Linked DNA regions of Homo sapiens: region 1 is linked to region 2. The links are chromatin loops, found by intact Hi-C in ENCODE. Cell type or tissue: mammary epithelial cell. All regions are shown on one strand. Links, peaks and the distances in the headings refer to the core of each region. The heading gives the core; the rest is flanking DNA. Region 1 has its middle 39 kb from the start of SNORD137. Region 2 holds the start of LURAP1L-AS1 (LURAP1L antisense RNA 1).

The links. Peaks named below come from ENCODE experiments on the same cell type or tissue, not always from the same donor. Only the 100,000 strongest peaks of a DNase experiment are listed, where the experiment ranks them.
Region 1: a loop joins it to region 2, with 12 times the contacts of the local background. A loop is called at or near these places in 1 of 110 quality-filtered maps.

Annotation. Positions count from the first base shown.
Region 1 is chr9:12,932,604-12,935,536 of GRCh38, reverse strand. No RefSeq gene overlaps it. Among named protein-coding and RNA genes, the nearest start is that of SNORD137, 39 kb to the left of the region's middle. In mammary epithelial cell, for the core only: no CTCF peak of the experiment used is centred there; DNase peaks (open chromatin) are centred at 426 and 1,416.
Region 2 is chr9:12,813,185-12,816,117 of GRCh38, reverse strand. The region is part of intron 1 of LURAP1L (leucine rich adaptor protein 1 like); the gene reads right to left. LURAP1L-AS1 (LURAP1L antisense RNA 1) reads left to right here and starts at 1,729. Exons shown (of 4, transcript NR_125775.1): 1 at 1,729-1,825. RefSeq lists an enhancer at 917-2,116. In mammary epithelial cell, for the core only: a CTCF peak has its summit at 1,463; a DNase peak (open chromatin) is centred at 1,547; H3K4me3 peaks cover 901 bases; H3K27ac peaks cover 2,500 bases.

The DNA of each region.
Region 1 (2,933 bases), core at 168-2,667, 120 kb before region 2:
GAATTTTAAATAAGAACTTCATTTCACTTAAGTGGATTAGGGAGATGCTAAAATAGTGTATGTAGCCTAAGTCTTTGAGAATTGAGATTTAAGGAATAATATAACATCTATATTGCTGTCTTCCAAAGCATTCCCATTACTTTCTCTGTCACAAGTATATTTCAAGAAAGGGGAAAGCTAAGATGTTTTACACCATTAATGGAACCCAGAAACTTGTATACACTATTTTTTGACTCTTTTAATAAACCTATAGGGCAACTATCATCCTTATTTTAAAATATGGCAACTATAATTCCCAGTAATTAATCTAAGTGACATGAGTCATAAGTGGCAAGCTCTGGTTCAACACAAGGTTTAAGACTACAAAATTTACCAGCCTGGGCAACGTGGCGCAACCCTGTCTGTACAAAAAAAATACAAAAATTAGCCTGGCATGGTGACACATGTCTGTAGTCTCAGCTGCTCTGGAGGCAGAGACGGGAAAATCCCTTGAGCCCAGGAGGTGGAGGCTGCAGTGAGCTGAGATCGCACCACTGCACTCCAGCCTGGGCAACAGAGAGAAACCCTGTCTCAAAAAAAAAAAAAAAAAAAAAAAAAAACTACAAAATGTGTGCTCTTTCCAACATGCCATGCAGTTCACGAGTAGTTTTATCAATGCTGTTCTCAGAGCGTGCACTGTTTGCTAGTGACTCTATTTCCCATTTTTACAAGGTTTCATTCAAATTAATCCATGACTGAAAGTATGTCCACACATTTGAAAACAAAGTGTTTCTTTGAAACAGAGCAAGTGCACTTCACTAATATGTTCACTTACTCATTCAAATGTTAATTAAGCACCAACTTGTGCCAGGAACTGTGCAGAGTGAACAGGACAAAGCCTGTGTTCTCACTGAGCTTGTGATCTAACCAGGGATTGTTACTGTTGATCATTTTTTAGTCATTTACAACATGCAAGATTCCACTTTACCTGCATTATTCCTTTTAATCCTAACAACTCTATAGGTTATGTGTTCCCATTATGATTTTCATCTTATAGATAAGAAAATTGTAGCGTAAAGAGTTTGAGGATCTTTTCTAAAGATACACAGTTAGATGCAGGAAAAACAATCTGAAAATTTCAGAGGTTGCCACATTGCTTATTTCTTGCTCACAAATCTGAGGACAAACTTTTGCTTGGCTGGGCTTCTCTGGTAAGTTGTGCTTCTCTGGGTTCAGCTGGGCTTGGCTCTAGGTTGCTAGTTGGATTCAAGTCTTCTCTGTGTCTTTTCCTTCTGGGAAAAAGACTGAAGAAGCATTCACTGTTTGAGGAATGTTGCTCTCCTGGAGAAAGGAAGAAGCTCAAAGGAAGAGGAGAATTACATAAGGGAAACTGGCAATTGTCACTTCCACTTACATTCCGGAGTCATAGCGAGTCACAGGCCAAGCCCAAAGTCAATCCATCAGGGAAATATTCTCTGCCCACACCAGAGCATGGCAAGGATGGAGAAGAAAGGCAAAGTTGTAAACAAATTGACCATATTAGGTAACAGCACTGGGATTCAAATTCAGGATGGCTTAAATTTAAACCCTGTTGTCTTAACTACTACGCTATTCTAAATAAATAGGAACCTACTTTAAATAGGAAACTGTCTTCCTTTGGGTTTATGACTGGTATTTTTTTAACAGTTTCTAGTTAGGTGTATAAATATGTTGAACGTTTTCTTCTCAACGATTGATGCCAATTTAAGAAAATGACCTGTAATTTCGGTTACTGACACATAGAAGATTATTATCTAGAGCTATGATGATAAAATCTTTGTTAATAATTTAGTAGATCTCTGATGATTTCCTATAGTGTATAAATATTCTCTATTTTCTTCAACTTTCCAGAAATGCACAACTTTATCTTTTCAGGGCTACACATTTCTCAGTAATACATTCTGGCACTTTAAATCAATGTTACAGTTCTATATAAATGTAGATGGCTCTCTCTTTAAAACATTTGGTCAACATGGTGAATAACAATATTAGAGAACTTTCCACTAGCCTTGCTGAAAACACTTTGAAATTTAGGCCAATTGAGCAGATTTCTCAGACACTGCTGGGGTTGTGCGAAGTATTACAAGTTCTATATACTGCAATCTGGTAAATTTATTCAAATTGCAAACTATGTATCCTTTGACCCAGCCATCCCATCTGAGAATTTATGTAGCACATACATGAAAGGACAGATTTAACAGACTATTTGTTACAATGCTATTCAAAACAGAATAAAATGGGAAATGACACAAATGACCATTAAAAGGGTTTAGGTTAAATAATTATATAAAGTGTAATAAATAATGAGAAAGTACTATATTCTGATATGGAACAATCTCAAAATATAATTTTAAGTGAAAAAAGCAAGGGCAGAACAATGTATATGATTTTTATGGAAGGAAGGAAGATGAATCAGAATGTATGTTTGATTTGCTTGGGAAAGATGCACAAGAAACTAATACAAATATTTATAGAGTGGATAGAGACAGGATTGGAGGAAGTCTTTTTTTATTATGTTGTTTGTGTTTTTAAACCATGTAAATAAAGGAAAGGAAAATTTTTTTATCTAAATCATACTCCAACACCAGAACTATATAACATAAATTCATAATCACCATGAATATTTTCCATATAATACATTTATTTGTAAAATATAAACTTAGCTCTATTATTGTGAAGGAAAGGTCTGCTCAGTAAGCTTACCTATCTTTTTAGAAATTTCACTGCATATTCTTGGTCAGTCTATATAAGTTTTTAAATCACAGAAAAATTTTCCTTCCTTTGATCCTTAGCTATCTTTGTAAAAAATGTGTAGTTATTCCATCTTTATTGGCATTTGGATTTATGTGACTTTTTATAACCAGTTTATTCTTGCTCTAAATTAGACAAAGAAAGGTGAACCTTTGAATTTCAGA
Region 2 (2,933 bases), core at 186-2,685:
CGACATATTCTCTGATATTTTGCCATTCCTGTGGCCATTTGATTACGAAATTGTTTACGTTATGAGAAAATTATTCAGGCTATAGAGGAGACAGAAGAATCAATTCTGCTGCTCAGTAACTCCAGCAAAAGATGTAGCTGGTAAAAACTCATGGCTAAGGCTAGAAGTTTGGGTTTGATGTTAATTTGAGGTACTTTATCAGAAATTTTGTCATAATAATTTTTGCTCTCACCATTTGGGTTTGAATAAAAATCATTTTTGTATTCCACTCCAAGACAAACGTGCATATCATCTTTAATATGTCTATATATTAACTGAAATGTGCACATGAGCTGCTGAATATATCTTCCAAATAGGGACATTTTTTGCCTTTCTGGAGCCTTGGATAGCATCATATACTCAGGTTTCTCATAAAGCCCTCCTCCATTATTGTTACCCTTTTATTTATGAATGTCAACTAGTCAGATAAAAGCAGGCCACCTCCTAGTTATACATTTGTATGGTAAAATCCACAATATTCAAGATGTAAATCCCAACCATCCTGCAAGCTGTAATATGAATTAGAAGGAAGAAGGACTTCTTTGCAAGTCCATAGTCACATACATTGAAGGAAGAAAGATTAGACTTGCTTTTTAATGTGATGCTCTAACCCTAGTTTCTCATTAGGAGAAACTAATCATCGTTCTCTCTGATTTGTAGTTGGTGGAAGAGAGTTTAGTTCTGTCAGGGCCTCTTTTCTATCCACATTTATTTTAGAATATATTTTTAAAAGTCTATATAAACTGAAGAGCTGTTTAAAAGCACTTGGAGTATTGTTTTTCCAGCAATTTATTCCAGTTTGTTTGCTTGTTCCTTTTGCATAAGCTCCTTGTGTTCAAATTTGCCCTCTCTCCAAATTCAGGACATCCTCAATTTGATGATCACAGAAGATTTTCTGCCTACCCATCCTTAAAATTTCCAGCAGTGTTTTCAATATCTATACTTATAAATCACTCCTCTGTTTTCTCAGAAGATCCATAAAAATATTATCATCTTTTTGCAGCCTGAGAAGACACTGTACAACATTTCCACTCACTGTTTTTGGTTTGGAATGCTTCAGGTGAAAAGCCTACAATTATGCAAAAGTCAGTGCTGTTCCTTCCACCAAAGCTTTCTTTCACTTTCTCAGTCAGTTCAAAATTTACAACAAAATTTGTTTCTAACTGGGCAACAGAGGATTCCCTTTCACATCAGTCAGCTTTGTCTTCCTCCATTTTTGTTGTTTATATGTGGAACTGAACAATAACTGAAACAGTTCACTCTTTTCCCAGAACGTTATAGAAAAGTAATTTCCCCAAGGACTAAATTACATACATAAAAATACTGTCATCAGCACAGTGGACTGATTGATGTTGTTTTGATAAAGTAGAAAGCTGTATCTGGTGTATTTGAAAGGAGCACATGTGACTCCTGTGAATCATAAGCATAAATTCCGGCCACCAGGCCTGCTCGTGAGATCTGTACAGTTTCTGCTGGTGAGTCATCTGATTGCCAAAGTAATACATGCAGCTTTTCAGTATGATTTCATCAGATTCTAGGTCCAATTGATACTTAGATGCCTGTGATGTCAATTCCTTTTCCATAATCTAATACAGTGAAAACTGTTTCCCTGAATATTTTCAACATGAATGTGCAAAGAGTAATTTAGGCTGATGCAATCGGCTATAAATCACCTGAGCCGAGATTCATTTAGAATGATCTAATGAAAACATGGACTCCCCATATTCACAGCAGAGAAGTTTTTCACATTGAACACAGACCAGAGAAGTGTTTCCACTAATTTATAGTAAGTATTGTGCATGTGTGTCTTTTCAATTTAGAACTTAAGATATTCTTTTCACATGGTAGACCAGGGCATGTTAATGTGCTCCTCCGTGATCTGTAGTGGCCACAGTTACATTGTAAGGGAAGGACACAGGGTAGTGTGCCAGTAAATGTTTAACAAGCAGCTTCCTGGGAAAAATAAACATGCACACACACACATGCATGCATATATACTACAAAATATAATACAAATTGTGCTGATATAGAAGATGTATAACACACACTTGACAGATAATAATAAAATATACAGCACTTTTTATTGTCAATTCCATATAACCAACTGATTTCAGAGAATGTTTTATTTATTCTTGCTGAACTGTTGTATGTATAGCAAACTATGGACGCAGTTCAAACAAAATGTCACAAATACAGTTAATCTCAATTGATAATTCATTCCTCAATAATTGTTATTGTTACACCTGATATGTGATCCACTGTTAAATTATTTTTCACTTAGTGAAAACTATATTAATTAAACTGAAATTTGTTTCAGCCTCAGCATGGGTTATGTTGGAATTTTACTGGTTCATCAATGATGTCAGCAATTTCTTCACTGAATTGAATAACAGTTTTCAAATACATGGAGAATATTTCCTTTTTTTGGCACTATTGGAAATGTAATAACTAGGGACATGCCACAAATTTCAATTTCAATCTGCAGTATTAAAATTTTCTCTATCACTTAAGTCTAGACAACCAATAAAATAAAAATCAAGTTCTGCTTTATAGTGTTTTTAAATTTCTGTAGCATAAATACTCCTACATGGCCAATTTGAATCTGTCTATAGAATGTCCTTAAACATAAACATGGGATTGATAAGAGATACTCGGTACTAGAGCATATACGGTATTTTCACCCTGTGAATAAAATAGATGTTTTAAAAACCTCAAAAAATCATGAAAGTAAAATGTAGTAAAATAATTAGGATGCCATGAATTTTGAGTATTTATTACCTTTGTTTTAAATTATAGGTTTATATAAATACTTAACTAGTAGGTTTATATAAATACTTTAAATTTTAATAATGTCTGTGATTGGCAACTAGTTCACAAAACTCCTGAAAATTTAA